Linked DNA regions of Homo sapiens: all the other regions are linked to region 3. Evidence: chromatin loops called from intact Hi-C (ENCODE). Cell type or tissue: A673. All regions are shown on one strand. Links, peaks and the distances in the headings refer to the core of each region. The heading gives the core; the rest is flanking DNA. Region 1 overlaps CCDC169-SOHLH2 (CCDC169-SOHLH2 readthrough). Region 2 has its middle 120 kb from the start of SERTM1. Region 3 has its middle 49 kb from the start of CCNA1.

Evidence for each region. A loop is a pair of places that touch in the nucleus more often than their neighbours do. Peaks named below come from ENCODE experiments on the same cell type or tissue, not always from the same donor. Only the 100,000 strongest peaks of a DNase experiment are listed, where the experiment ranks them.
Region 1: it touches region 3 in a loop (5-fold over the local background); 5 of 110 quality-filtered maps call a loop at or near these places.
Region 2: a loop joins it to region 3, with 2.8 times the contacts of the local background. A loop is called at or near these places in 2 of 110 quality-filtered maps.

What each region holds. Positions count from the first base shown.
Region 1 is chr13:36,278,524-36,289,225 of GRCh38, reverse strand. CCDC169-SOHLH2 (CCDC169-SOHLH2 readthrough) reads left to right here. Exons shown (of 16, transcript NM_001198910.2): 2 at 5,524-5,634. The coding sequence starts at 5,620. It overlaps CCDC169 (coiled-coil domain containing 169), which reads left to right. Exons shown (of 8, transcript NM_001144981.3): 3 at 5,524-5,634; 4 at 5,717-5,757. Among named protein-coding and RNA genes, the nearest start is that of CCDC169, 14 kb to the left of the region's middle. In A673, for the core only: a CTCF peak has its summit at 6,204 (motif pointing left); a DNase peak (open chromatin) is centred at 6,165; H3K27ac peaks cover 497 bases.
Region 2 is chr13:36,551,215-36,561,916 of GRCh38, reverse strand. No RefSeq gene overlaps it. Among named protein-coding and RNA genes, the nearest start is that of SERTM1, 120 kb to the left of the region's middle. In A673, for the core only: no CTCF peak of the experiment used is centred there; a DNase peak (open chromatin) is centred at 6,536; H3K27ac peaks cover 3,854 bases.
Region 3 is chr13:36,476,043-36,486,744 of GRCh38, reverse strand. No RefSeq gene overlaps it. Among named protein-coding and RNA genes, the nearest start is that of CCNA1, 49 kb to the right of the region's middle. In A673, for the core only: no CTCF peak of the experiment used is centred there; DNase peaks (open chromatin) are centred at 5,484, 5,804 and 6,414; H3K27ac peaks cover 6,930 bases.

The DNA of each region.
Region 1 (10,702 bases), core at 1,508-9,507, 200 kb after region 3:
GAGACAGCAATAGTTGAACTTCTGAGATATGATTCTGAGAAGCTTTTAAAAGAAACAGTTTCTAAAATTTTAAAAATCTCTTGTAATTTTATTAAGAGAAAAGTAATACCTTAAGAAAACCTTGTTTTAAGATAGGGGATCAATCTTAGAAAGACTATTAAAAATAATTCCCTTCTAATTATAGCCAACTTAATATATAAAATAGCTTTTGTAATTTTCCTTTTATGAACCTTATCATAACTTACATAGACCATTTATTACATGCTTGGACTTTCTGACTTGTCCTAAAATTTTCTGTTTTCTGAATAACTAGCCATTTTATTTTAGGATAAGAATTTACTATATAAAATCTTTCTCATGTAAAATTATTTGCTTGTTTTATAACTTTTTTATTATAAATACATTTTTGTATCCACAACTTTCTTTATATCTCTCTCCCCTACTCACTGATTCTTTTTTACCTTCTTTTAGAAATAACTTTTAAATAACCTTTGAATTACTTAAATTACTCTTTTTTAAAAAATGAGAACACAACTTGCAGAATTATATATTAGAATTCTTAGTAACCTTAAATTTTAGTGAAAACTTAGGAAGCAAGAAATCCTGAACTGTTTATCAGATGTTAGGATTTTCTGGATGAAACCATTCTACAATTTTAGAAATATGTTTTCCCATATCATAATCTTTTCTTAATTGGAAATGTCCCAGAAATCAAATTATTATCTATTGGATTGGAGCATCTATTATTTAATTCAAAATAATTTTAAGATTTTAACTTACACAAAAAGTCCACTTACAAGCATTTATCTCATTTACATGTATTCACCTTTTCCATTTCTTAATAGTTTATCTAGATTACTTCTGAAAACTGAGATATTACACAAAACTAATCATTATTTAAAGTTATTTCCGGGTCGGGCACGGTGGCTCACGCCTGTAATCCCAGCACTTTGGGAGGCTGCGGCGGGCGGATAATGAGGTCAGAAGATCGAGACCATCCTGGTGGCTAACATGGTGAAACCCTGTCTCTACTAAAAAAATACAGAAAAATTAGCCAGGCATGGTGATGGGCGCCTGTAGTCCCAGCTACTCGGGAGGCTGAGGCAGAAGAATGGCGTGAATCAGGGAGGTGGAGCTTGCAGTGAGCCAAGATTGCGCCACTGCACTCTAGCCTGGGTGACAGAGCGAGACTCCATCTCAAAAAAAAAAATTAAAAATAAATAATAAAGTTATTTCCCTATTAACCATTTTTAAAATCTGAACACTAAATGGTGAGCACCTAATTAAGAACCTTAAAATTAAATGTATTTGCTGATGACTCTGAAGATTTAGCTGTTTCATTGAACTAACAAGTTAGTCTTATTTGTCAAAAAAAAATACACAAAGATTATTCTGTTTTTGGTTGAGTTTAAAGTCTTAGAACCTTTATGTCAACCCTTGACACCTTTGTATACACACTGATACAAATATAAAACCACTTAGACAAAAATGTATGGGGACAATTCTGAAGACCTTTCTATTTTTATCAATAATTTTAAAACCACTTTTATTTATTAAAAATTCACATGCACTTGAAAAGCATTTGGACTTAATTTTTGAGTACTCATTTACTTATAAGCCAGTTTGATAACATGCTAGACACAACGCAGAACATAATACATGAATATTACATAAATATATCTAAACATGTATACATACATGCACAAAGAAATAACCAATAGCTTTTACCTTGGAACTCCAGCCATGAGACAGCATTACAAACTCACAGACCTACAAAAGATAGCTGGCTTCAAGTTCTTTTTCTGACAAAATTGGAACCTGTTCATATGGCCAAACTTCATTTGCCCTAATAGGTAATCCAAGGAAATTTGTGAACCAAAATTTTGGGTAAAGGAGTCTCTATGGCAGTTTTTTTAAACCGCTTTTACCCTTGTTATTTTTTATTTTCAGTTTCAAACAACTTTCCAGTGTTTACATTCTAGTTAGATCATAAATGAGTCCTAGCACCAGCAGCTTAGTAACAGCAGATTTAAAGCAGGCAGAAAAGAGGGGAAGAGGGAAGATAGCTTTAGAAGACTCTACTTAACTCTATAGCTTCAGGTTAACTATTTGAGCTCTAAATTTTTCTTGCTGTAATTTGCCCGTCAGTTTAAAATGTACACAAAAATGCACCATATGTAATCAGCTGCAGTCCCAAAGAGGATGACAAAATCAGGGGCCAGGATGTTGAAAATTGTTTTTTCTCTTCAGTACTGGTTTCCTGGTTTGAACAGGAAAAGAGAAAAAGAAAGGAGTGGAGAGGAGAAAGGAGGTCAGGTTTTATGGGCAGGAAGAGGAAAGAGAAAAGAAGGAAGGGAGGTTTATGAGCCTTCCAGCCACTGCACAGTACCCCTACCTCTCTTGTTTATCTCCTCTTAGGGAGAGCCTCAGCACCCTAGAACTGAAGGGTGTGGGATGAATCCCTCCCATTTCCTCAAGTCACCAGTCAAGGTAAACTGTTTCCAGCCAGAGGGAGCGAAGGGTGGTTTTGGCTGAGAAGAGTAGGGCTGTAGATGGCTTCTGAGATAATCAGGATGATGAAGTTGGAAAAAAGGGGAAAGAGAGAGAGAAAGAGAGACAAAGAGATCAGGGTGCACAAAGATCTCACACACGGACAAACAGGTGGTGTGCATCCAAACAAATCCCTGGTTAAGGGGCTGTGTAGACTCCGAAATCCCTCATTTCAGTTTCAAATGGCTCCCCCAGGCAACTGAGTCAGAACTGAGCAAAGGCCCAAGGGTGCAGCAAATACAAACAAAACCAATGCATAAAATGCTCATATAGTTTCACTGGCAGCCAAGTCTAAATAAAGCAGAGCCCCAGCGACACCCCAAAAGAGGCAGAAGGTGGTTGGGTACACTCTGACTAATGCACCTAGTTCCATAGTTTCTCAGCTTCTCCAGAGGTCACTTTCTTTGCACCAGTGAAGCATTGAAGGTAGCAGACACCATAGCAGGAAGAAAAGAGAGGATCCCTAAGACAAAAGAGTCTTGGCAGCTGCTGGGAAATTCCCTAATATCCTAGCCATGGGTCAGCTAGCCATCAGCAACTAGTATTCACAGGTGGCCCTATGCCCCATCTGATAGAAACCAGACTGGCAGGCTCAGGCCCTGGAGCATACAGCACTCACCATACGGGACACTAAAATTGTAACCAGCAATTGTAAGTGCTGATTGCATAGTTCAATTAACAAAAGCGAGGTCCAGTAGAGAGAAAGTGACTTCATTGACCAAAACTAATAATGGACAAGTGGCCAGATTCCCATCCAAAATAACCATGTCCAATTTCTAGGGAAAAGGCAGGGGGCTTTCAAAGGGAAACTTAATATGGGAGGCATGCAGGAGTTGTGCTGGTTACAAGGTCTGTGTGTCTTGTTTTGGTGTCTATCTTGGGTCTTTTGTGTTGTCCCATGTTGATGTTGGGGTTAATAAAGCCACTTTATGCCAGACCTTGCTCTTATTAATTGGACTCTGTAAGTGGCAAGCAGCCGGATTCCATTTGGTTACGACTGTATACTAATAGGTCGGTCTATCTATCTATGTATCTATGTATCTATGTATCTATGTATCTATCTATCTATCTATCTATCTATCTATCTATCTTATTTTATTTTTTTGAGAAAAATTTTTATTTTTTTGAGATGCAGACTAGCTATGTCACCCAGGTTAGAGTGCAGTGGCACAATCTCAGCTCACTGCAACCTCTGCCTCCCGGGTTCAAGCAATTCTTCTGCCTCAGCCTCCTGAGTAGCTGGGATTACAGGCACCTGCCACCATGCCTGGCTAATTTTTGTATTCTTTAGTAGAGACGGGGTTTCACCACATTGGCCAGGCTAGTCTTGAACTCCTGACCTCAAGTGATCCACCAGCCTCAGCCTCCCAAAATGGTGGGATTACAGGTGTGAGCCACCGTGCCTGGCTGGCTTGTCTATATTTGATAATTAAATTTGATGATTGACTTAAAAGTCAATAATATTTTTAAATAAAATGGTGTCAAAATTTATAAACTGTACTCAGATGTGCCAAAAATAAATTGCATTTTTAATTTTTTGGTAACCATTCTCATCTTGCTCTGAAGAATCCGTTACCATGTTAGGAAAGGGGATACCATGACAAAGGGAGACTTTAGGTAGCAAGTTATAAAGATGATTCCATACAGTTGAGCTCTACTGTATCTTTTGGGTAAATGTTTAGTCTTTCAGGGCTTCTCCTTTCTTCTTGTACCTTTCCAAAGCTTTTGGGTTAATGACTTTCAGTTTCAGTATGGGAGGGGGTTCCATCCCCTTTGGTAGACCGCATTTGCATAGAGATGAGGGTGTAAGGGAGACCTGTGTCAGGGCTGAGGAGGTTGGTAGTGGTATGTGCTAATACTCTTTCTCCTTAACTCTTCCACTAACTGTTATGTAGCAGCAGTTATTTCAGACCTGTGAAGAGCATTTAAAGTTGAAAAAGAAGCCATCTTTTTGCCCTCTACAAAGCCTGACTTTAAAGACTCGAAAAAGTTAGCTTTGGGCTTTGAATCTGAACAAAGACCTTTTAATTTTAGGCTGTATTCTTCTTTTTCCCCAGACATAAGGAAAATGCTTTGACTTTAATAGCTAAAAGGGTTTAGTGAAAGAAAACTGCTTAAGGTTAAGAGAAAATGCCTGAGAAGATAGCTAAATGTACATTGTTCCTTCAGCTTAGGAGTTAAGAGGATATGATTTCAAAGGCAGATAAAACTGGATTAAAAACCCGGTTCCCTTATTTATTAGCTCTGTCATCTTAAGAATGTTATTTGACATTGACATCTTTGAGCCTTGGTTTCCTCATCTTTGTAAAATAGGTGACTACATTTCTAAAATGAGGATTAAATTACTTAATGTATGTGAAGCATTGTGTGCTTTACACACGGCAGACACGTAAGTGATAGTTATTCAGCAGACTTCAGAATTGCTTTCAAAGGAAAAAAAATGAACATGACATTGGATAGGTTAGTAATGTTTAGGATATTTTATATACACATAAACATATATAAAATGTATAAATATATAAATATGTATTTCAAGTTTCCTTGGAACTTGAAATATATATATTTATGGATATGTATATGAAATATCATATATGAAATATATGGATATTATATATATGGGTATTTCAAGTTCCAAGGAAAGAAACATGTCCTGATATTCCCTCTAATTGAATTCATTGTAAGGATGCACAAGAAGTAAAAGAAAAAAGCAGGTGGGAAGTAGGGAAGAAGAGGAATTGCAGTAGTTGTGATAAGGTTTGGCTGTTTGGTAGCCTGAGTGTGAGTCTAATTCTTGCAGTCTGGAAAATCTTACTAACAGAAATACAGACTTAATAACTATTTCCTTCTAGTTGATCTGTATTGCCAATAAAGTCAAATATAGTAATAGAGTAAGATCAAGCTCATAATGTTATTTTAATGAATAAATGAGAGGTGGTGGGGTGATCTTGATTGTTTCTCCCTGTTTTTACTCAGGTAGTGAATGGAAAACCCGTTATGAGACACAACTTGAATTAAATGATGAACTAGAAAAGCAAATTGTTTATCTCAAGGAGAAAGTGGAAAAAATCCATGGAAACTCTTCAGGTACAAAACCAATCATATGTACATTTTATAATTTGAGTTAAAACTGATAAAACATTAAGTGCTCATATTTGATTTATTGTAGATAGACTATCTTCTATTCGTGTCTATGAACGAATGCCAGTGGTGAGTAGAAATGTGATTAAACACAAAGAATAATTGAAGGAAATTATGTCTATTTTTTCCAGACGTATTTCAAAGAGAAGTTTGAAGACTAGCGCAAGGTCCAAATAAACTGTTTTGTTCAAGGGATCTGTTTGAAGGACAACAAATAATTTTTGAGTAGCTATAGGTGGAGCACTAAGTTGCCAGCTATATTCACAGGTGTCCTGAAGAGCAGAGCATGTATAGATATTGCTTTTTGAATCACCGCCAACCTTCAGAGAAAGATATAGACAAATACTGTGTTTTTGCTAATAATGAATTGAGGAGAAATAAGTCCTTTTGCACGCTTGTTACTTTCAACCCAGACATGCCTTTATTTCCATATCTTGGAAAGTCAGGAATTTTTCTAACTCGAAAAATTGTTTTCCCATGTGCTGTCATAGAGTTATATCGCCCTCTTGTGGCATTTAGAAATAGTTGCTAGGGCTATGTTAAGCTTAGTGCCTTTTCTTAATTGCAGGTAGAATTTTATTACTACCTACTGGATATAAAATATTCTGTCTACCTGCTTCTTGATAACTGAGGCTCAGTCCTAGCTCAACAGAGTGGGTATCACCACCCTTGTGGAGAGTAGCAACAAGTGCTGGTATGACTTAGTAAAATACCTTAGGGCATATCTAAGGAGCGTTTAATTGGTTTTCTAACTACTACCTGAGACTCTGGAACATATTCATGTTGGAAAAAATACATTTATTTTCCTTGATGTATTTGTGTTATTTTTGAAGAAAATGTGGTTCTCTAAGAGATTTAATAATTTAGATCCAGAGACAGAGAATTATATTTCTCCACAGTAAAGGACTGAAGAAATATTAGCACAACGAAGAGTGGGACCACAGACCAAGCAGAAAGGAAAGAGAATGAAAGTTCAGTATAAACAGAACTGGTCCTCTCTATTCTCTGGACAGGTGCTTTCATGAGTGTTTGGTACTCATGAATCCAAGAGGGGTGTGTCTGAGCAGCAGAGATTAGAAATCTAATCAAGGAGTCAGCGATAGAAGTGTCCAATTACTAAGCAAAAAGCATTGGGATCCAACAATCCTATATCCAGTCAAGAGACCCTCTTAGCTAAGGACAAAACTAAGTCTTATTCTTTGATATAAAGAATAATATTTGTGAAATTCAGACATATAATTGTGTAATGCAGACATATTTTTGGCTTCCTGTTAAATTGACAATTAGGGAAAAGGGCTTAAATTAGTTGCTTTTGTGGGATAGAGTATGAATTCAAATACCATCTGTAAATTTCCCGATTCTTTATCCTTGTTGTGGATTGTTTAGTGTTTAGGAGTAATCTGTACAGACATACTTATGAAATTGATGTGTTAGTTTGAATACTAATTTTGAATAATTTCAAACTACAGATTTGCTTATGAGTAGCAAAAGGATGGGCACTCGTTGTTGACTAGTATATGTGTAATATTTTATATGTTATTTGACAAAAATGTATAAAATGTTATCTTTAAACTATATCATTAAAGTGGACTTCATTTTAATATAATTTTATCTCTCTTTTATTGTGGTAAATATACATAACTTAAAATTTACCATTCAGCATTTCTTTTTTTTTTGAGGGAGGGTCTCACTCTGTCACCCAGGCTGGAGTGTAGTGGTTCAATCTTGGCTCACTACAGCCTTTGCCTGCTGAGCTCAAGCAGTCCTCTCACCTCAGCCTCCTGAATAGCTGGGACTACAGGCTCATGCCACCATGCCTGGCTAATTATTGTATTTTTAGTAGAGACGAGGTTTCACCGTGTGTCCCAGGCTGGTCTCGAACTCCTGAGCTCAAGCAATCCACCTGCCTCGCCTCCCAAAGTGCTGGGATGACAGGTATAAGTCACCACACCCCGCCTGTTTCAGCCATTTTGAAATGTAAAGTTCAGTGTGATTTTAATATTTTAGAAAAAATTATTCACATAAGTGAGAGTGAAGCTTTAGTCTTTGTTCTGATAATAGGTTGGTGCCTCCAACTTTTTTTTTTCTTGAGGTTCACTTTTCTCCTCTGAAGGTAAGATACGTTATATTATCTTCTAAGTGTCTTTCAGTGGGGTAATTTATTAAAATTTTATTTTAGCATGATGTATCAAGGGTTGCATTTGGCAGAATGTAAGAGAAAGGTTTAAACAAGTAAAGTTTTTTTTTTCTCTTTTCTTTTTTTTCCTCATGTGACAGAAAGTATGAGGTTTGCAGTCCAGGGGTGGTGCAGTGGCTGTATAATGCCTTCAGGAATCCAGGCTTCCCCTAAGTTTCTACTCTGCCATCCATTTGTGAGTGGCTTTTGTCCTCGTGTTTAAAGATGGCTGCTTCGCCTTCTCAGCTGCTTCACGTTATCATTCAAAAAAAGACATAGGTGAAGGAGAAATGGTAAAGGTGAAAGCCGGTCACGTCTACTCCCCTTCAAAGAGCTTTCTAAGATGCTGCACCCAGTAATTCCCCTTGACATTTCATTGGGAGTTAGAACTGTATCATATGGGCACCTTCGTGTGCATGACAGGCTAGGAAATATAGTGTTTTACTGAATATACAGGAAGAAGAGAAGAGTGGATTGTGAGCGTACAGTTGGCTGTATCTGCCACACACAAAGTCATTTAAAGTGAAGGCATTTCATTTTATGTATTCATTCAATTCATTCATACATATTCGTTCAACATGTATTCAGCTGATATTATTTGGAAAATAAAAGGTATAGAAAAAGAATATCATAAAATCAAACATATCCACTGTAGACAGTTCTGTTTTTAGTAATTTTTGTATGCATACATATTGATTAAAAAGAACAACCAAATAAATAAGTCAGCCAACAAACAAAGTGAAAAAGGATTACAGCTAGTTTTTATTGTTGTTTAAAATATAATTATAACCTTACCGCATGGACAGTTTTGAATCCTATGCTAATTGGGGTAATTAAGTCAATTATTTCATATGTTATGTTCTCTTCATGTGCATTTTTCAATGATATATTATGTTCCATTGTGTTGGAATGTGAATGTTCAATTACTTTTCCCTATAACTGGGTATTTTAGGTTGTTTCTGGTTTTAATTTTGAGTTGAAACCCACAGAGTGTATTATGGCAAACAACTCCATATTCTAGTATTTATAAATCTTCAGATCTTTGTCCCTTTTTGACTTTAAATGTTTTAATGAAAACAATTTATAGAGTTGAGATCCCTTTTATTCTCCTCCCTGTCTTCTTTTTGTTTCCTTTTTATAGGCAAGGACTACCATGAATTTGGTATATATTATTTCAGTTTATTTTTAATATCTCTCTACATGTTGTATGTATAAAAATGCATATAAAAAGTATCATACTGTGCATATCATTCTTTTACTCATTATTTAATTCCATTCATGTTAATAAAGATCTAGTAAATTTTATCAGTTGTATAGTATTTCATTATATGTGTATATCCTTAGTATATTTACGTACATCATGAATTACGTAAATTAGCCTATTTACGTACATCATGAATTTTTCAAAATCTCACTATGACAAGCATTGCCACAGTGAATATCTTTATATGTGTCTTTCAGTGCAAAGTGTTCCTCTAGGCTTAGCAAACTTTTCTGTAGATGGATAAATAGTAAATATTTTCAGCATTGCAGTTGTATGATCTCTGATCTTTGTTGTAGCTATTCAACCCTGCTGCTGTAGTATAAAGGGAGCCATAGACAACACCTAATTGGTGGGCTGTATTCTAAAAAATCTTGGTTTACAAAAACAGGCAGAAGCTGAATTTGATCTTTAGGTTATAGTTTGCCAGCCTCTGCTTTAAGGCAGTGATCCATAAACTTTGGTAGGTTATGGAATCACCTAGGGCACTTCATAAAAATACAAAGGCCAAGTCCTGTCCTTCAACCTACTTGCCACCTCTATATTTTTATTAACTCTTCAGGTAATTCTAATAAAAAAGTTTGAGAACCACTGCTTCAAGTATACATGTTCTTAGAAGTGGAATTTTAAAATCATAAGATAGGTAGATTTTCAAATTATTATAAAGTATTTCTGGGTCAGTCTGTCTAAAGACACCCCAGCTCTACAGTTAGTTCAGTATGTCTGGAATAAATAAGAGGGATGATGAGCGATGAAGCTGGAAATAATATGCAGGGGCTAAATAATAAAGGGTTTGGTATTCATGGTAGGGAGTGTGAATTTTTTTTGTATATGATAAGAAGCTATTGAAATATTTTATATAGAGGTTGAAAGATCCTCCCACCCCCACCCCAACCACCATGAAGAAAGGATTCCTCAGGGTGGGTTAGAATTGAATCAGAGAAACCAGCTAGGATGCTTTTGTCGTAGTCTAGGTAAGGGAAGGTGGGTTTTTTTTTAGCTTGGGCAGTATTATATGGGGATGGAGCAGAGGAGACAGATTAAAGATCTATTTAGGAATGAGGATTTCATGAATACTTAGATATTGGGTAAGACTGCAAGAGAATTTAATGACAATTGAGAGTTTTGGCTTGAATAACTTCATGGATTACAATGAACAGGATAATAGAAATTGAAATTAGGATGTTAGGAAATGGTAAGTTTAGTTTTGTTTGTGTGTATTACACAGGTGATAGTGGTTTGGAAGCAACTGAAAATAGTTTTGGATTATGGAAAGTTGCTTCTCTGAAAACAGAGATCACCAAGTCATAAGTGTCACATGCAGTCATGAAACTACAAGGGATTGCTCAGGAAAAATATGCAGTCTGAAAAATAGAATTGAGGTTGAAACCCTGGGGAATGCTGACATTTAAAGTGTTAGGAGGCAATTTAGGGAATATTATTGAGAAGGAAAAATATTGAGAAAGGATGGGGGGACAACTGGAAGAATGGTATCACAGAAGTCAAGAAGGGGAAGGCTTTATGAATGTTCAGGAAAAGAATGTTCTAGAAAATTCTGCTGTAGGAGAGGATAAAAC
Region 2 (10,702 bases), core at 1,618-9,617, 75 kb before region 3:
ATGCGAGTGCTGTTTTTTGTTTTTGTTTTTAAGAAGCAAAGCTAAGATTTAATGGCAAATATAAAGTCCACACTTTTAAAAAATTTAACACTCAAATTTGACTTATCAGTTGATTGATTTTTAACTTGGCAAGGGTCTCCTGTGATATTTTCTACTGATTACAGTAGCCTAAAGAAAAATAAAAAGCCTGAAAGTGAAACAAACTTCTTAGGGAGAAGATGAGTTCCCTGAGATACAGGATATTGAAGGAGAGTTTGGTCCACCCTGAATGTTATGAATGGGCTTCAGTAGAGGTTCTAACTAAGGCTTTCCAAGGGTTGATGGATACATGGATACAGATGTTTTAAAGGCATCAGTCTCTAGATGTTGAATTACCACATGTATGCAGTTCTTGACTTGCCACTTCAGCCTCCCCACTCCTATGCTCACAGCAGCCTTTCCCCTTAATTATAAAAGTGGTGGGAAGCCATACCCCTCACGCATCCCAAATCTGCAGACTCAAAAACTTAAAGGATGTCAGACAAAGGGACAATTCTAAAACTTGACTGCAGGAAAATCTTCCTTAATGATCATTGAGAAACTATAGTCTCACCATTGCCTTCCTGTTTATGCCCGTTTTACACATATTTTTGTTATGGATGACACATGGGTTAGAAAACAAGGTATTCAAATGTTCTACATTTAGAAATATTGAAGACAGGGGTGGTGGGAATGATAGCAATGATCATTTAATAACCTCGGCTCTTCTATTTTCAAAATGTCATCCAAGACTATATCCTTCTCTAGAGTCAGTAAGAAGAAAGCAAAGACAGCATCAGTAAGAAATGTGAATGATGGAGGGGAACAACCACACTAGGGTCTTTTGGGAGTTGTGCTGGGGAAGGAAGTGCGCCAGGAAAAATAGCCAATGCACGCAAGGGTTAATACCTAAGTGAGTGCTGTTTTTGTCCCAGTGCCTCAAGGGAAGGAACAGCTAACCCCCTGCAGAGTGTTGCCCGCTCTCAGACACAAGCTGGATTGATCCTTTGAAGCCAGAATTTCGCCCTGTTATAGGGTTTGAAAGAACACTAGGCCTGAGGAGAGGAGAATGTTATCCTTGATTGGTATGGGGTCTGTGACAGTCAGGGAAAAAGGAAATCCAAATCAGACATGTATTTCTCTTTGAGGAAACAAGTCTTGCCTTCCGGAAACCATCTGTGTCCCAGTGCAGGGCCATGTTCCAGCGGAGTAACCTGCACAGGAGGCAGGAGGTGTCCTCCTACAACCCTTAGACTAAGGCCAGCATCCGTAGCACTCGGTTTAGACCTCTGTTGTAGCACTTGCCAGATCACTTAAATTATCTGTAAGTCTGATCTGCTTCCTCACAGGTCATAAACTTTTTAAAAACAAGAACAGCCTCATAGCTACCTTGTATCTGTCACCTAGCTCAGTGTCTGGCAGATACTCAACCAAACAGATGTAGGAAGAGAAGGCCATTGATCTAGCTGTCTATTCCTAGGACAAACTTGTCAGGGGCTCTCTTTCAGTCAGTCAGGGGTGACTTTCAGTCCTTTCTGGCAATGCCTGGGAAGAGCTCCAGCTGTCTGCACAGTGTGAAGGAGGCAGGGGGCAGAAGGCACGCTGGCAGGAAGACCCATCCAGAGGCTCACCTGAAAGAAGCTGCTGCCAGAGGAGTGGGCAGCAGAACCCACATGAGAGACCCAGGGAGGACAGCAGCAGGATTTGAGCCAGAGCAGGGGGGAGTTGGGAACTTCAAAGAAAGGCGTCAGATCCTGTCATTGCTTCTTGCTTGATAATGAGATGTTTCTTTCATACTCAGTGACTAGTTTGCAAGAAGAGCTCTGGGCTCTCCAAAAAGCTGGATTCCTCAGGTTTTTAGGTGGGAATTAGAACCGAGAAAACTATGACTCCCTCTTACCTCCCCTTCTCCAAAAGAAGAAGGCATATGGGACTCTGAGTTCCTTACTGTCTGGGACTGTATCTTGCTTATACTCATCTCTGACATGGAGTGAGAGGGAATAAAGTTTGTATGTATGTCTGCACATATATATAGGGAGTATAGCCTGAAATTAGGACAGACTCAACCCCAATTTCCTATACCTAACAAAATTATAAGGCTATGACCTGAGTAATTCGTACATATATACTCAATATTAGCTTAAGAGAAAACTTATCTTTTGTCTCTGTTTCATAAGAGTAAAAAAACTAATCTTTTATTTATTTGGATTTTGAGAAAACAATTTTGCTGGTTTTTAGAGCCTGGTGAAGTGAGCCTTCGAGTGCTTTGTTCTCCCTGCAAACCTGCCCAGGAGCTGTAACCACCCAGGTCTCATGTTTCTTGTCTGCAGATTCATTGACTCCCAGCCTATTCTGACATGCGACACAGCCCATCAGGCAGGTAATGTTTATGTCAGTAGGTTTCAGGCAAACTAATCCAGAAGGCAAATAAACATGGGAAACCTGGGTCAAACAGAGCGCAACAAATACCTTTACATGGACTCCTTAAAACCTGCAACCTCCTTAAAATGCCCTGGAGAGTGGGTATACAGCATTTCCCAACATACATAACCACAGGACCCTGTTTTTGCAGCTAATGCACAGAAATAATGTTCTGCATAGCCCACTGTGGAATTTCTTGGAAAACAGGAGGAAAGTTCTGCAGGGGCCACAGCAGACCTTGGATCATTACTGTAAGTGACTTTGAGTGAGTCACTATACCTGACGGGGTTTTAATTTTGCTTTCTGAAACATAAAGAAATTAGATACCCATAGACAATAGCTAAAGTCCTATCTGTTCTGTAGTTATATGATATTCTACTAGCTGGACATGGTGGCAGGTACCTGTAGTCCCAGCTACTCAGGAGGCTGAGGTGGGAGGATCGCTTGAGCCTGGGAGGTCAAGGCTGCAATGAGCTGTTATTGCACCACTGCACTCCAGCATGGGCAATAGACTAAGACCGCGTCTCAAATAAATAAATAAATAACCTCTTTACCTATAAAGGCCACTTTTAATAGGATGGAAAAAAAGTAAACTACACCTTGAGAGAAAAATATTTTCTAATTACATAACTGAAAATGGACTTGTATCTAAAATATATAAAGAACCTCCTTGGTTTCAGCCCCCATTTCCATGTGTAAATCCAGGACTTTAATCATTTTGTGAATGCCCCACCTTTTCCTTCAGCAGAAAGAAGTAAATTATTCAATTAAAATGGGCAAAATACTTGGACAGATATTTCACCACAGAAAATACAAAGAAGGAAAATAAGAACATGGAAAGATGTTCAACATTGTAAGTCAAGGTAAAACCATGTTGAGATGCCACTGTACTCTTAGAATGGCTAAAATAAAAAGAAACTCACAATGCCAAGTGCTGGTGAGGACACAGAGCAACTGAAACTCTGGTAAATTTCTAGAAGGAATGCAAAATGGTACAGCAACCTTGGAAAATAGTTGGGCAGTCTCTTATAAAGTTAAACATACCCTTACCAAAGGACCCAACGATTCTCACTCCTAGGAATTTACCTAAAGAAAATGGAAGCTTATGTTCCCATAATAGCCTGTACATGAATGTTTATAATCAGCTTATTCATGGTTGTCAAAAACTAAAAAACAACCCAAATTTCCATCAACAGGTGATAGGATCATCATCAAGCTGTGGTATATACGTATGATGGAATACTACTTGGCAATAATAAGATACCAAATACTGATACATGTACCAACATGGATGACTCAAATGCATTTTGCCAGTTGAAAGAGTACAGACCCAAAGGGCTATGTAGTATTATATGATTCCTTTATTATGAGATTCTGGAAAAGGCAAAACTATACGAACAGAGGACAGATCAGTTGTTGCCAGAGACTTGGGGGTATGAGAAGGGCATAGTTGACTGCTAAGGGGCAGCAGAGGAAATTTTGGAGGTGATGAAACTGGTTTGTATTATGCTGGATACATGACTCCATTCATTTTTCAAAACCCATAGAACTCTATGCCAACCACAAGAGTAAATGGTACTGTATGAAACTTTGAAATTCTTTTTTTTTTTTTTTTTTTGTAGTGACAGGGTTACATAATGTTGCCCAGTCTGGTCTCAAACTTCTGGCCTCAAGCAATCCTCCTGCTTTGGCCTCCTAGAGTGCTGGGCTGACAGGCATAAATCACTGTGCCCAGCCAATTTTTTTTCTTGAGACAGAGTCTCACTCTGTTGCCCAGGCTGGAGTGCAGTGGTGCAATCAGGGCTTACTGCAGCCTTAACCTCCTAGGCTCAAGCAATCCTCCTGCCTCAAAGTCCCAAGTAGCTGTGACTACAGGCATGCACCACCACACACAGGTAATTTTTTAATTATTAATTTTTTTGTAGAAACAGGGTCTCACTGTCTCACTGTGTTGCCCAAGCTGGACTCAAACTCCTGGCCTCAAGTGTTCATCCCTCCTTGGCCTCCAAAATGTTGGGATTAAAGGTGTGAGCTACTGCCTAAAAATAATTTTAAGGCATTTTAATTGATATATAATAGTTGTACATATTTTGAGGGAACATGTGATATTTTGATACCTGTATCCAACGTGTAATGACCAACTTAGGGTAATTAGAATATCCATCACCTCATACATCATCTTTTCTTTGTGGTGGGAACACCTTAATTTTTATTTTCTTGCTATTTTGAAATATAGAATAAATTGTTAACTATATTTTCCCTAGTGTACTATCGAATTCTAGAACATTCTTCGTATTTTTGCAACCCAACTCCTCAAAGAGATACTTGTCTAGGAAGCCTGTGCATTTTTGGAGGATGAGAAGTGCTAATCCTTGTCCAGAGAGAGCAAAAATTAAGAGAACTTATAAAATTTAGGCTATATTAATTCTGATATAAATAAAAATACACAGTACCAAATTTACAAAACCTAGGAACTTTTTGCATACTATGATTAAAATAAAATATTCTCACTTTTAAAAGATGTCTCAGAATTTTTAAACTCTAAAAGAACACATGGTTTGTTGAATATTATTTTCATGGTTGATCAAAATGCCCTGTTTTCTTCCCTGTGCATTACAAACACAACCATCTCCTTAACCATGTAGCAAAATGTAAGATAAAGTGTTTGAAGTTCTGTTTACTTAATTTTTTCACTTGGTTTTCTTTTCTTGCAAAAATTTTTCAAAGCAAAGAACAAGTCTAAAGTTTGTATCATTTGGAAGGGTCGTTTTACTGGAATTTCACTGAAGTGAAGCTGTTGTACTTTCTTTGGAGTGAAAGCATTTCTTCGGCCCCACATCGCCAATGATTTTATGAGAGCCCAAATCATCTTGCTTTAAAACAAAGTTAAAATCAGTTTATTCAAAGATGGACATGCTCCTGAGCATTCAAAGGTAAAGTCTCGATTCATTTTGCATTAGTGAACAAATATTATGTTTTCAAATCAGTGAAAGAAAAACTACTTCTTTAGTGCAACATGCACTCTCCTAGTAGAATTTGTAGGATGAAACTGAAGCGATGGTCTGGTGAGTTTTTAAATTAGAAAGCAATTCTCCTAATGAGAACATGCATTAGGGATGCAGTTCCTGCTCTGGCTCACCTAACACACCAAAACTTTCCAAATGTATTTCATCTCAGCCCTTGAACAACCTCACAGAACCAGCATGATAAATGTGCTCTAGTGTTTCAGTCCTCATGGGCCACTAGAGTTAGAGCAGCCTTTATTTTTTAGCAAATATAACTTTCCTTTTAAGTACACCCATTTCTGTTCCAAGGGAAACAATGCTGCTAGGTCTAAGCTATGAATCCAATTATTCTACAAGATAGGCTTATGCATTTTAGAAAAAAGGTATCTTCTGCAGCCAGATTTCCCATTTCTGTAAACAGAGAAAAACTGAGATTTTTGAAAAGTATGTTGACTTCTTTTTCAGGTCACTTGGATATTTTTCACTTTGGGTATTTAAAGTGGTTTTCAAAAAGCCCTAATTTTCTACTAAAACTAGGAATCTGTCTCATTGAAATTATGTTTCTGACTAGGGGTTAACATAGTAAAGCAAAAGGAGACAGTCATCTAGAGATTGTCTCACAACTGGGGACAATCTCTAAGAAAGACTTTCAGGAGGGACTCCCCAGGAAGAACTCTCAGGGGGCAGGTGATTCAGTCATACCTTAAATAATGACCAAAACCAATGGCACTAGATGACAAAGATGTCATTCTGTGATACCTTCCCTTAACACCAAGATAATTGTATGTGTTTATAAATGCTTGTTAGCATGAGTCTCTAAACCCATTCCCTGCATATTCTGTACATTTTACAGATAATTATAAGAGATAACATTAATTGCATGCTTATTCTGTGGTCAGCACTTCCGGAGCTTTATAGGCATTTTTTAAAATTTAATCCTCCAACAACACTAGAAAGGGGAATGCTATTGTTGCATGAACAGACAATTCTCAAAAGAAGACATACACTTGACCAAGAAACACGAAAAATTGTCTACATCACTAATCGTCACAGAAATGCAAATCAAAACCACAATGAGATACCATCTCACGTCAGTCAGATGGCTATTATTAAAAAGTCAAAAAACAGCAGATGTTGGTGAGGCTGCAGAGAAAAGTGGGCCGAGTGTGGTGACTTATGTCTGTAATTCTAATGCTTTGGGAGGCTGAGGGAGGATTGCTTGAGCATAGGAGTTCAAGGCCAGCCTAGGCAATGTAATGAGACCTTGTCTCCATTTTTAAAAAATTAAAAATTAGCCAAGAGTGGTGGTTTGCACCTGTGGTCCCAGCTACTCAGGAGGCTGAGGTGGGAGGATGACATAAGCCTGGGAGGTTAAGGCTGCAGTGAGCCATGATTGTGCCACTGCACTCCAGTCTTGGTGATAGAGCAAGGCCTCATGTCAAAAAAAAAAAAGGGAGTGGAATGCTTATACGCTGTTGGTGGGAATATAAATTAGTTCAGGCACTGTGGAAAGCAGTGTGAACATTTCTCAAAAAACTTAAAACATAATTACCATTTGATCTAACAATCCCATTACTGGGTATATATCCAAAAGAAAGCAAATCATGCTACCAAAAGGACACATGCATGTGTGTATTCATAGCAGTACTATTGTCAATAGCAATGACATGGAATCAACCTAGGTGCCCATCAATGGTGGATTGGATTTTTTAAAATGTGGTACATATACACCATGGGATACTACACAGCCATAAAAAAGAACAAAATCATGTCCTTTGCAGCAACATGGATGCAGCTGAAGGCCAATATCCTAAGCAAATTAATGCCATAACAGAAAACCAAATACCACATGCTCTAATTTATAAGTGAGAGCTAAATATTGGGTGCTCATGGACATAAAGATGACAACAATAGAAATTGGGGACTGCCACATGGGGGAGGGATGAAGAGAAGGGGACAGGGTTGACAAACTAACTATTGCGTACCATGTTCAGTACTTGGATGATGGGATCATTCATACCCCAAACCTCAACGTCATGCAATATATCCAGGTAACAAACTTGCACTTGTGCCTCCTGAATCTAAAATAGAAGTTAAAAAAATAATATGCCCAATGTCCAAACATTAGTATATATTCATGGCAGCATGAAAAATCTCAGAAATCTATAACCTGTGGCCAGAGCCATCACACTATATTGTATAAGATGAACAGCCTAAATGAAAAGAGGTCTATACATTAAATAAAGAAGGAAATGGCAGAGGAGGAGAAAGGGGAGGAAGAGGAGATCCTGATTTTGGTGAGGAAGAGAATGTGAGAGAAAAAAAGATGAACACTGACATATGACAAAGCCTTTTCTTTCAAGATTAGCAGATTCTGTCCTGTTGTAACTTGGCTCAAGACAACATCAGGAGAGCCATTACTCTGTGACCTTCTGAGCAGAAGTCATTTCATCATTCTCTGATCCTTTCATATTTGCTCATTAGGATGTGATGTATAGCTCTCCCTAGGCCCAAGCCAACAAGGCTAAGGTAATGCTCCATAGCTGATCCAAGAAGGCCCTGCTTCCTTGACCTTGAGACACTTAATTCTCTGGCTTCTTGTTGCTGTGAGGCTACTCACTGGTTACTGCTGGACCATGGAGACACTGATGGCATATTTGATATGACACCAGCAGAAAACAAAACTCTGCTTGAAGGGAGGGCCACAGCTTATTGTTCCCAGCAGGCAGCAGCTGCTGAAGCTCTGATTTCCACACCTCTTGCTCAAAGCTTCCTGGAAACCCCAGCTGGAGAGATTCTGCCCTGTCAGGCTATGTGGACACTTTATCCTCAAGGCATTTAGGGACTCAAGAAAGAGCATGCCAGCTTCAAATCCACTTGTAGGGTAAATGATACAGAAAACCAACTCAGGCGTGGATTTGTACACACATTAAGGAAAATTTAAGGGTCTTCAATCCATGTGCCTCTCCATGACTTTCATTGGCTCAGGGAAGACAGAGAAGTCTTAAAGCAAAGAATTCCCTCCCACTGGAGACACTAATGCCAGGTCACTTCAGGACAGGCTTGCAGGCTGTTTTCTCTAAACAAGTGGTTCCCAGACTTTACTTTCATGGACTGGTAAAATGACCAAAAGCATTATGAGAACTAATATAGTACCAATAATTTATTTTGCCTAGTATGGACATTAAAACAAGCAAACACACTCCTATCTTCTATTTGCCTTCATATCATATTAGAAAGGATGTGCGGTTTCCCAGGTTTCTTCTCACTCCCTACCCTGGCAGGCTGATCTCAGAGTTCTTTGGTCCTCATGTGGCCCTACCACTGTCCCTCAGCTCCTTCATTTCTTCCCTCCCTTTTCACCCAGCTGAGATCCCACAGTCCATTGCTGTCCTGAGTCCTTGACATTGCTCCCTTACCATCCTGGCCTCTTTCTCCTATTGTGGCACTCTCTCAGCAAAACCCTGAACATGGCTAACTACAACTTTTTATCAACTCTGAGCCTTCATCTGCACAATGTGTGCATCTGGAAAAAACATTCAATCTGGCCAATGGTCTCCCTTGAAATTCATGGCCTCTAACCTCAAGTAGGCCCCAAGTACTTCTCATAGATACTACAACAGTTCCCTGGTCCAGTCTCTCGCCCACTGTCCTAGGTAAATGTCTCACATATCCTAGACTGTCCCACGACCATGCCCCTTCTCTTGTCAATCATCTTGTTCCCAAACTATTCCGTGCTCTGACCCTCTCTCCTGACAACCTCACACCTTCTCTTCTTGTCTCTCCCCAGACCTCCAGAACTCCCCCTTTCCCATCCTTCTTCTCAGGCAAGGATCCTCCTTTCTATTTCACAGAGAAAGCAGAGGAAACTAGAAGAGAACATCTGTCTGCTCCCACCACCTCATCTGCTGTTCCGAGCCAGTGGCCAGCTACTCAGCCTTTCTTCCTGTTCTGGTGGATGAACTGCTCTTCAGCCAACAGACAAGTCTCTAGGGAAACAAAAAGTCACAGTTCTTGATCCTATGAAGCATATGATCTATTAGGAAGACAGACCAGCAAATAAAGGATGATAAGATTATTATAATAATCTAATAACAATCATAAGAAGATATTATAGTAATCTTAATGATAAGACTCATGTCTTATAAAGGGCAAGTCTAAAGATTAGTGAAAGGTGCCCCAAAGAAGATGCATCAGGGTCTGCCTAGAGGGAGGATCAGGGCAGGCTTTGCATGTGTGTTTACCCAAAAGAGAAGCAGCCACGCTGGGAAGAGGGGCTACCTGTTGAGGAAAAAGCAAGAGAGGAAAAGCTCTACTGGAAGAAAGCCTAATTATCAAAACCACTGAGGCTTAGACATTGCCCAACAGCAGACATCACATGTCTAGAAAATAAGAAACCATTCAGAGAGTGCTAACTTCGTGAGAACAAAACCATCAATCAGAGGCAAACACCACCCCATGGTATTTGGTATTGTCCTTGCTTTCAAGTTGTTAATAACCGACATGGAGGCTGGTGATAGCCAGGGAATCTGCCAGCAGATGGTAAACAACCCCCAAGATATTAGAAGAAGGTGGACAACAAATAGCATCTGGGTTTCAGTCTCTGCCCTGCCATTAACTGGGTGCGGCTCTGGATGGTCTCCGTTCTCTGGACTTCAGTTGCTTTGCTATAAAGGAAAGGGTTTGGATTATGTTATTTCTAACTTCCTTCTAAACGCTAACACTCTGGATGACTACAGAGTACATTGGGGTTTGCAATTGACAGAAACAAAAGAAGACTTGAGTCTTTGAGTTACAGGGTTGAGACAGGCATCTCATCTCAGCATTGCTGTCCAGGGTGGCTTAGTCTAAGGTGCTGTGTCATTCTCAGGAATATCTCTGATGTGTATTTTAAAGTCTTACAAGATCTTTGAACCAAAGGCTGGCAGATTTCTGCTCTTTCCATTTATGGGAAAATGACAGGAAAGTGTTTGTGTTGTGTGGATGGTTTCCGGTGCCCTCATCAATGTCTGGCTTTAAGGCTGGGTCAATACCACTTTGTTTTCCTTCAGTAAGTGCCTTAAAACTCTCAATGCCAGGAACAGCAACCAATCTTTATTAATTAGCCCTTATTCTCTGAAAAGATGCCTTCCATCACATTTAGAAGGAGAACTTAGTCCTATCCTTGGCACCAATTTCTAGAATCCTGCCCTTCACATTTGTTCTTTTTAATGACTTCGTATCCACGCCTTCTGGGCTATTCATTTGTTCTTAGGTCT
Region 3 (10,702 bases), core at 1,287-9,286:
AGAAACACCATTTGACCCAGCCATCCCATTACTGGGTATATACCCAAAGGACTATAAATCATGCTGCTATAAAGACACATGCACACGTATGTTTATTGCGGCACTATTCACAATAGCAAAGACTTGGAACCAACCCAAATGTCCAACAATGATAGACTGGATTAAGAAAATGTGGCACATATACACCATGGAATACTATGCAGCCATAAAAAATGAAGAGCTCATGTCCTTTGTAGGGACATGGATGAAATTGGAAATCATCATTCTCTGTAAACTATCGCAAGGACAAAAAACCAAACACCACATGTTCTCACTCATAGGTGGGAATTGAACAATGAGAACACATGGACACAGGAAGGGGAACATCACACTCTGGGGACTGTTGTGGGGTGGCGGGAGAGGGGAGGGATAGCATTAGGAGATATACCTAATGCTAAATGACGAGTTAATGGGTGCAGCACACCAGCATGGCACATGTATACATATGTAACTAACCTGCACAATGTGCACATGTACCCTAAAACTTAAAGTATAATAATAATAAAATAATAATAATAACAATAACACTGCCTTATAAACCAAAGGCTCTTTGCAGAGCCACCTTAAAAAAAAGGGCTTTTGAAATAAACCAGTTAAAGAAAAAAAGAATAAAAAAGAAAAAAAGAGGCTACAGGACTTATGGGACATCATTAAGAGAATAAATGATCATATTACCAGAATTTCAGAAGAAATAAAGGTGAAAAAGGCATACGAAATCTATTTAATCTAGTAATAGCTGAAAACTCCCCAATTCTTGGGAGAGATATGGATATCCAGACCCAGAAATCTCAAAAATCCCCAAATATATTCAACCAAAAATGTCCTCTTTGAGGCACATTATACTCAAACTTTCAAAAGGCAAAGACAAAGAAGTTTTAAAATAGTAAGAGAAAGTATCCAGTCACATATCAGGGAATCCTCATTAGATGAACAGCAGATTTCTCAACAAAAGCATACAGGCCAGGAGAGAATGGGATGATATATTCAATGTATTGAAAGAAATAAACTCTATTTGTCCATTCTCATGCTGCCATAAAGAACTGCCTGAGGCTGGGTAATTTATAAAGGAAAGAGGTTTAATTAACTCACAGTTTTGCATGACTGGGGAAGCCTTAGGAAACTTACAATCATGACGGAAGGGAAAGTAAACACGTTCCTCTTCATATGGCAGCAAGAGAGAGTAGTGCAGAACTAAGAGGGGAAAAGCCCCTTATAAAACCATCAGATCTTATGAGCACTCATTCACTACCATGAGAACAGTGTGGGGGAACTGCCCCCATGATCTAATAACCTCCCATGAGAGCCCTCCCCCAACATGTGGGGATTATAATTCAGATTACAATTTAAGATGAGATTTTGGGTGGGGACACAGCCAAATCATATCATATACCCAACAAAGCTATCATGCAGAAATGAAACAGAAGTAAAATCTTTCATGAATAAGCAAAAACAGATAATTCATCACCACTTCACCAGCCTTACAAGAAATGCTTAAGGGAGCACTGTATGTGGAAGCACAAGGACAATAACTACAGTAATGACAACATATAAAAGTATAAAGCTCAAAAGTATAAAATTATGTATCTTTGAACAGATACACAAATAAGAAAGATAACATAATCAAACATAATCACTAGAGAAAACCATCAAACTCCGAAAATAAATAAGAAGCAAGAAAGAAAAGAACAAAGGTATATAAAATAACCAGAAAACAATTAACAAATGTAAGTCCTCACCTATCAATAATAACTTTGAATGTAAATGGATTAAATTCCCAAGTTAAAAAATATAGATTGGCTGAATGAATAAAAGACACAGATCCAACTATATGCTAGCTATAAGAAACTCACTTCACCTATGACACACATATTTTCTTTGTCTGAAAGTATAAGGGATAAAGCCAGGCATGGTGGAACATTCCTACAGTCCCAGCTAAAAGGGAGGCTGAGGTGGGAAGATTGCTTGAACCCAGGAGCTCAAGGCTGCAGTGAGCTATGATTGTGCCACTGCACTTTAGCCTGGGCAACAGAGCATGACCCTGTCTGAAAAAAAGAAAAAGAAAAGAAAGAAAATGAAGGCATGAAAATAGGCATTCCACAAGGCGGAAACCAAAAATGAGCAGAAGTAGCTACACTTATATCAAATAAAATGGATTTTAAGTCTAAAACTATATTTTTAAAAAGACAGAGAAGGTCATTATGTAATAATAAAGAGATCAACTCAGCAAGAGGATAAAGGAATTGTAAATATATACTCACATAACAGTAAAGCACATATATATGTGTGTATATATATATATATGTAGGGGGAGATAGACTTCAATACAATCATAGCTGGAGACTTTCATACACTACTCACAGCATTGGACAGGTCATCTAGACAGAAAATCAAAAAAGAAGCACTCGATTTAGACTGCACTATAGACCAAATGGACCTAACAGACATTTATAGAACATGCCATCCAACACCTGCAGAATACACATTCTTCTCATCAGCACATGGAACATTCTCTAGAATACACCATATGTTAGGCCAAAAAACCAAGTTTCAACAAATTTTTAAAAACTGAAATCATATCAAGTCTCTTTTCTGACCACAATGAAATAAAACTAGAATAACAAGAGAAACTTTAGAAACTGTACAAATACCTGGAAATTAAACAACATGGTCCTGAATGACCATGAGTCAATGAAGAAATTAAGAAGGAAACTAAAACATTTCTTGAACCAAATTAAATAAAAATGCAACATACCAAAACCTGTGAGACACAGCAAAAACAATACTGGAAGGGAAATTTATAGAAAAAAAAAACACCTTTATCAAAAAATAGAAAGATTTCCAAAAACAACCTAATAATGCTCCTCAAAAAACTAAAAAAAGCAAGAACAAACCAAACCCAAAATTAGTAGAAGGAAAGAAATAGAATATATCAGAGCAGAAATAAACAAAATAGAGGCTAAAAAATCAATACAAGAGATTAACCAAATGAAAAGTTGTTTTCTTAAAAGTTAAACAAAAATGAACAAAACTTTAGCTAGACTATCCAAGAAAAAATGAGAAAAGATCCAAATTAATAAAATCAGAAAAAAGAATATATTACAACTGATACCACAGAAAGGATCATTAGAGACTATTATGGAAAACTCCATACCAACGAATTATAAAACCTAGAGGAAATGAATAGATTGCTGACACATGCAACCCATCAAGACAGAACCAGAAAGAAATAGAAAACCTAAACAGACCAATAACAAGTAACAAGGTTGAAGCAGTAATAAAACGTCTCTCCAAAAAAGAAAAGCCAGAACCAGATGGCTTCAATGCTGTATTCTAACATTTAAAGAAGAACAAACATCAATTTTCCTAAAAATATTCCAAAAAGCTAAAGAGAGGGAATGATTTTATACTCATTCTATGAGGCTAATATTACCCTAATACCAAAACCAGACAAAGACACACCAACAAAAAGAAAAGTACAGGCCAAAATTCCTGATAAAGGTAGATGCAAAAATCCGCAAAACATATGCCAGCAAACCAAATCCAACAGCACATCAAGGTATATACCATGATCAAGAGGGATGTATCCCCCAAATGCAAGGATGATTCAAAATATGCGAGTCAATAAATGTGATCTATTTCATCAACAAAATGAAGAATAAAAACCATAGAATCATCTCAATAGATGTAGAAACAGCATTTGATAAGACTCAACATTTCTTCATGATAGAAACTCAAAACAAATTAGGTATAGAAGGAGTGTATCTCAACACAATAAAGGCCATAGATGACAGACCCACCACTGACAGCATGCTGAATGGGGAAAAGTTGGAAGCTTTTACTCTGATAATTAGAACGAGACAAATACACTCACTTTTACCGCTCTTATTTAAAATAGTACTGGAAGTTCTAGCCAGAGCAATTAGACAAGAGAAAGAAATAAAGGATCTCCAAATTGGAAAAGAGAAAGTCAAATTGTTCCTGTTTTCAGATAACTTGATCTTATATACAGAAAAAAACTGAAGACTCCACCAAAAAACTCAGGACTGATAAGTGAAGTCACAGTATACAAAATCGACATACAAAAATCAGTAGCATTCCTATACATAAACAACAAACTAGCTAAAAAAGAAATGATGAGAAACATCATCAATCAAATGATGAGAAAGAAACAAGGACTACCATGTGGTACATTCATTCCACTTCTGGATATATATCCAAAAAAAGGAAATCAATATATTGAAGAGTTATAGGATCAACTTAATTGTCCATCAACGGATGAATAGATAAAGAAAATAGGATACTATTTAGCCATAAAAAGAATAAAGTCCTGTCATTTGCAGCAACATGGATGAATCTGGAATCAACATTAAGTGAAATAAGCCAAGTACAGAAATACAAATATTACATGTTCTCACTCATATGTAGCGGCTAAGAAAGTATTATCTCATGAAGATAGAAAGTAGATTGCTGGTTACCAGAGGATAGGAAAAGTAGGGAGAAAGGAGGAGTGAAGAGAGGTTGATTAATGGGTACAAATAAACGGAAGAAGAAATAAAACCTAGTGTTCGATAAATCAGTAGAGTCACTATACTTAACAATAATCAATTGTACATTTCAAAATAGCTAGAAGAGAATAACTTGAATGTTTCTAGCATAAAGAAAATACACATATTTAATGTGATCAGTAGCTCAATTATGCTGAATTGATCTTCCCACATTATATGCATGTATTAAATTATCACAGATACCTGAAAATTGGTAGTTTTCTTTCTTTCTTTTTTTTTTTTTTGAGACCGAATCTCACTCTGTTGCCCAGGCAGGAGTGCAGTGGCATGATCTCGGCTCACTGCAACCTCTGCTGCCCAGGTTCAAGTGAGTCTCCTGCCTCAGCCTCCCTAGTAGCTGGGACTATAGGTGCCTGCCACCACACCCAGCTAATGTTTGCATTTTTAGTTGAGATGAGGTTTCACTATGTTGGCCAGGCTAGTCTCAAACTCCTGACCTCAGGTGATCCGCCCACCTCGGCCTACCAAAGTGGGTACATTTATTATGTATCAATAAAATATATAAAACAGAAAAGAGATATGATTCTGAAAAGAGAAGAAAGTGACGGAGTCTATGGCTTCTAGCCAGACATAAGAAAAAGCACTTTATTGGAGATTATATCTTATTGAAAAGCAATTTATTTCTGGTATGGCATGCATATTAAAATTCCTTCTTGTTGGCACATTTAATCCGTTTTTAGAATCCTTTGGAATATTAAATTTCTAATGTTTGAAGCTAAACCAAAACTGAACACTTTCAGGGGACAGAGTTGAAGCAGATAGAGCAAGCTGGAGGATTTTATAGTTATTCAAATGAGAGCTGGTGGTGGGAGCACAGGCTAGGGGGAGGAGCAGGCTGACTTGAAGGGCAAGCAGGAGGAGATGAGCAGAACATGCTCACTGTGCAAGAAATGCAGAGGAATTGAGGATGACTTCTAAAATTTGTTTGAGCAGCTGATGGTGTTGGTGCTATTTAAGGAGATGAGATTTGTGGTTGGGAGAAAGGTTGGAGGAAGTGCAATTAGGAGTTGTGGCCTCTCTCTCTTTCTTTCTTTTTCCTTCCTTCCTTCCTTCCTTCCTTCCTTCCTTCCTTCCTTCCTTCCTTCCTTCCTTCCTTCCTTCCTTCTCCATTCAGCCACTCTGTGTCTTTTAATTGGAAAATTGAGTCCATTTACATTCAGCATTAACACTGATAAATAAGGGCTTACCACCCTCACTTTGTTGCCCGTTTTCTGGTTGCTTGTAACTTCCTCTATTCCTTTCTTTCTTTCTCACTGCCTTCCTTTGTGGTTAATTTATTTTCACTGGTAGTATGTTTTAATTCATTGCTTTTTATTTTTAGTGAATCTATTATAGGTTTTTGTGTTGTGGTTACCATGAAGCTTACCAAAAAAATCTTATAGATATAACAAGTTATTTTAAAGAGATGACAACGTATCTTAGATCACAAAGAACAGAAGCCAACAAAGAGAAAACTAAAAAACCTCTACACTTTAAATTCATCCTACCCACATTTTGACTTTTTGTCATCTCAGTTTACATATTTTTATATTGTCTGTGTCTTACAAGATTGCATAGCTATCATTAGATTTGATAGATTTGTTTTTTAGACTTCATACTAAAGTTATGAGTGGATTGCAGTCACAATTACAGTACTAGAGAAATCTGGGTTTGTCCATGTATTTACTTTTACCAGTAGGTTTTATACCTTCACATGTTTTCTTTTTGCACATTAGTGTTGTTTTTTTCAGACTGAAGAACTTCCTTTAGCATTTCTTATAAGAAAGGTCTGGTAGTAGCGGTGATTAAATTATCTCAGCTTTTGTTTGTCTGGGGAAACACCTTATCTCTCCTTCACATTTGAAGAATAGTTTTGCTGGATACAGTATTCTTAAATAGCAGGGTTTTTTTCTTTTTCAACACTTGCAAAATGGCATCTTATTCCCCCTGACTAATATGGTTTCCTTTGTAAAGCCTGTTGCCAGAAGAATTGGAGCCCCTTTATATGTTATTTGCTTCTTTTCCATTGCTTTTTTAGGATACTGTCTTTGTCTTTGATTTTTGAAAGCTTGATTATTATATGCCTTGGTTGTCCTATTTGGGTTGGATCTGTTTGGAGTTCTCTGACCTTCCTATATGGATATTTACATCTTCCTCAAGTTTTGGAAAGTTTTCTGTTATTATTTCTTTGAATAATATTTCTACTCCTTGCTCTTGCTCAACTCCTTATTAAACACTAATAATCCTGAAATTTGACCTTTTGAAGTAATTTTCTATATTGTGTAGGCAATTGTCATTCCTTCTCATTCTTTTTTCTTTTTTCTTCTCTATGTATTTTCAAATAGCTTGTCTTAGATCTCACTTATTCTTTTCTCTGCTTGATCTGTTCTGCTGTTGAGAGCCTCAATTAAATTTTTCAGTTTGGCAAATGTATTTCTCAGATCCATGATTTCTATTGATTTGTTTTTATTACTTCAATCTCTTTGTTAAATTTATAATGCTAATATGTAATAAATTTATGAATTGCCTTTTCATGTTATCTTGATCACTGAGTTTCCTTTAAAATTGTTAATATGAATTCTTGGTCAGAGAACTCATGTAGCATCATCTTGTCACAGCCAATCACTGGTTTCTTGTTTTGTGAGGTCATGATTTTGTTTGCTTTTGTTTCTTGCATACATACTTTTATATTTTCGCATTGAAGTTTTAGTTATTTATTCCAGTTTTCTCTGTCTTGCTTGCTTTCATTTTCATTGGGTCTGTTTGCTCAGAGATTCTTTATAATTTACCTGTTAAATATTTTCCCCCACTAAGTGAGGAAAAATGATGCTGCTGCTGCAGTCTTTCCTAAAAAGGAGACAGCAACTTAGTGATTTGACTCAGTTCTAGTAAATGATTGGAGCACTGCCCACCTCACATGGGGGGTAGCTTAAACGGATATTCCAGTAGTGTGGGATGGCTAGTTAAGGGTTTGTGTCCAGAGGAACTGTGGAACATACCTTTTACAGCATGGCTACTGAACAGCCACTCTGATTTGGTGTTTCTTTTGGTTGAGTTACAAGCAGAATTTCCAGGGCTGGGGATGGGAGTCTTGCCTCCTCCTTTTGACTCTGCCTGTCTTCAGGAATACTTCTCCTTTTAGGCACTCATAATATTTCCTATGGATTGAAGAAGAGACAGCTTTCCTGCCAGGGAACCCAAGATGGTGGGGAAGCTGATCGTCCACCTCGCTTTCACTTTTCAAAGTGTCAAAATCTTGAGTCGGGGAAATTTTCCACATACTTGATGCTGGGCAGATTGGGGATGGGGGAGTGGTGTCACAGATATGGGAAATCCAATTCTCTTACTGTCGAATTAAAGTTTTTTAACTTCATTGTGGACCCAGGAGCTATCTCATCTTTATACTTGAGTTCTGGGATATTGCTAGTGATGATCTCAATACTGGGTATATATATATATATTCATTTTCTGTGGGGGAAGTGAAGCCAGCTTGCTTCTAAGCCACAATTTTTAAACCAGAATGATTTGAAGAGTATATTTCTTCCTATTTAAATAGTTCTACACAGAATAAGAAACTAAAAGTAATGGAGCAAAGCAATAATACACTTCTCAAAATGCAACTGAAAACAACCTGTTTCTTGAGAAAGATTAAGTGTGTGTGTGTGTGCATATGTATGTGTACATATATCAGCTTTAAGAAGCATGTATTAAATATTGCAGAATGCAACATTTGCTTATGTTTAGACCTTCTGTTAAAGTTTATTTCACTAGTTTCTTATTTATTTAATTAGAGTCGTACAACTGCATGAAAGAAAAGAAGAATCATTTGTACAAATAACAGAAAACCTATCAATTTCTTATACTTCCTCAACTCAAGCTCCTTTTATTTTAAAGGGGTGGTTTGGCAGTGAGTGTTCCTATTTGGAATGGAATGAATGGTCACCTTTGGTGGACAGAACATGCACGTCTAATTTCCTTTTACACTATAAGCACCCTATTTTTAGCAAAACTACAGAATGGCTTCTTCTGCCTTTGAATAGTGTTACAATGTTTGCACTGTTAGTTTTATCATAAGACAACCCTTCCCAGATGGTATTTATATCTGGCAGTATGATGATTAGAATTAGCATTTAATTAATTATGCATATTGAACAACTGCAATCCCACATAGATTCTATTACCTGGAATGCTACTGGATTGCTTACTATTTCAGATTCTTAGAACAAAAGGTATGTGCAGATGTCCCCTTTTATTGTATCATTTTCAATGATGATGTTTTAAGTTCTTTTAAAATTTACCAGAAGTGCAGTTTGTGAAATTAGATCAATTTTACTCTGATGCTGCCTGTGGTGAAAAACGAAAAGAAAACAAGAATTTGAAGCTCCTGGAATACAAGCTAGACTCTGCGTATCACCTGGATGTAATGCCTTATCACACATATGTCTTGCCTTTCCTTTACCTCAAGCTCTAAAAAGTTATTCCAGAGAATGATAGAACCTTCCTGAGAGGGCATTTTAATTTTATCAAAATACAAACTGTCCTGTGGCCATGACAACGGCTTTCTTACCTCATGCAATTTCTCTGTACAGCCACATAAGCCTTAACCAAAGCTTTCAGTAGATTTTAAATTGAATCACTATAATTCTCTGGTGTTTTTTCTCCACAATTCTTGGTACTGAATTATACAATTGTTACGTGTGTTAGAAAGTGGCTTCCTTTCAAGCTCCAGGGTAGGATAATGAGCAGACAGAAATTTGAGCAGCCATTTACTTTATATCCAGGTAGAATATTTTTAAACTTTCCTGTGGACATTGAGAATCAGAATCCCATGCTCGTAAGAATAAATTTCATAATCTTGGGTCAAGATTACAGACAATAGTCACTGACAGAGGAGACCAAACTTCACATATTTTTCATTTTTCTCCTTTCTCACTTTGTGTATGAAAATGCTACAGTAAGTAACGTCAGCTTTAATCCCAGACCACCCAATCCATTCTGTAGCCTGGATGAAGTTTCTAGACAAATGCAATCATGTCAATATCCAGTTTAAAATTATGCACAGTCCTCAAGATAAAGTCCAAGTTCTTTAACATAAATTCAAAATATTTTTCCATTTGGCATCTGCCTAGATCAGTGGCCTTAATTCTTGCCTCTCTTCTCCAGCCAAACAGAACAACTTTAAGGTTCTTAAACTTAGCCAAGTAGGCTTGGCATCCAAATTATTTATGCCACCTAGGTATGCTTCCTCTAATCCCACATTCCTGGCCTGGATAACCCCTATTCATCCTTCAAATCTCAACTAAGATGTGGTTTCTGATTGAGGCAGAGCAAGATGGCCAAATAGAAAAGCTATTAATCATCCCCCCACAGGAACACCAAATTGAACAATTATCTATGCAAGAAAACGCCTTCATAAGAACAACAACAGGCCAGGCATGGTGGCTCATGCCTGTAATCCTAGCACTTTGGAAGGCCAAGGCGGGTAGATCACCTGAGGTCAGCAGTTGGAGACCAGCCTGGCCAACATGGAGAAACCCCGTCCTACTAAAAATACAAAAATTAACCAGGCGTGGTGGTGGGTGCCTGTAATCCCAGCTACTCAGGAGGCTGAGGCAGGAGAATCGCTTGAACCCTGGGGGTGGAGGTTGCAGTGAGCCGAGACCCTGCCATTTCACTCCAGCCTGGGTGAAAGAGCAAGACTCTGTCTCAAAAAATAAAAATAAATAAATAATAATAAAAAAAGAACAACAGATGAGCAATCACAATACCTACTTTTAGCATAACAACAAGGAAAGACACATTGAAAAGGGTAGAAAAGATAGTCTTGCTTTACCTGTACTACCCATCCCCCAACTCCATACAGGGCAGCCAAGAGACAGAATCTGTGTGCTTTGTGGGAGGGAGAGCAAAGTGAGAGTGGACTTTGCATTAGAGCTTAGTGCTGCCCTGTCACAGTGGAGCACAACATTGGCACCATTCTATGGGTACCCACAAGGGGAATATTTAGAGCATCCCTGGGCCAGAAGGGAATTCCCCAACAGGAAGAGTCTGAATTCCAACCCGCTTCACCACTGGCTGATTAAAGTGGCCTAGGGCCCCAAATAAATTTGAGTGTCAGC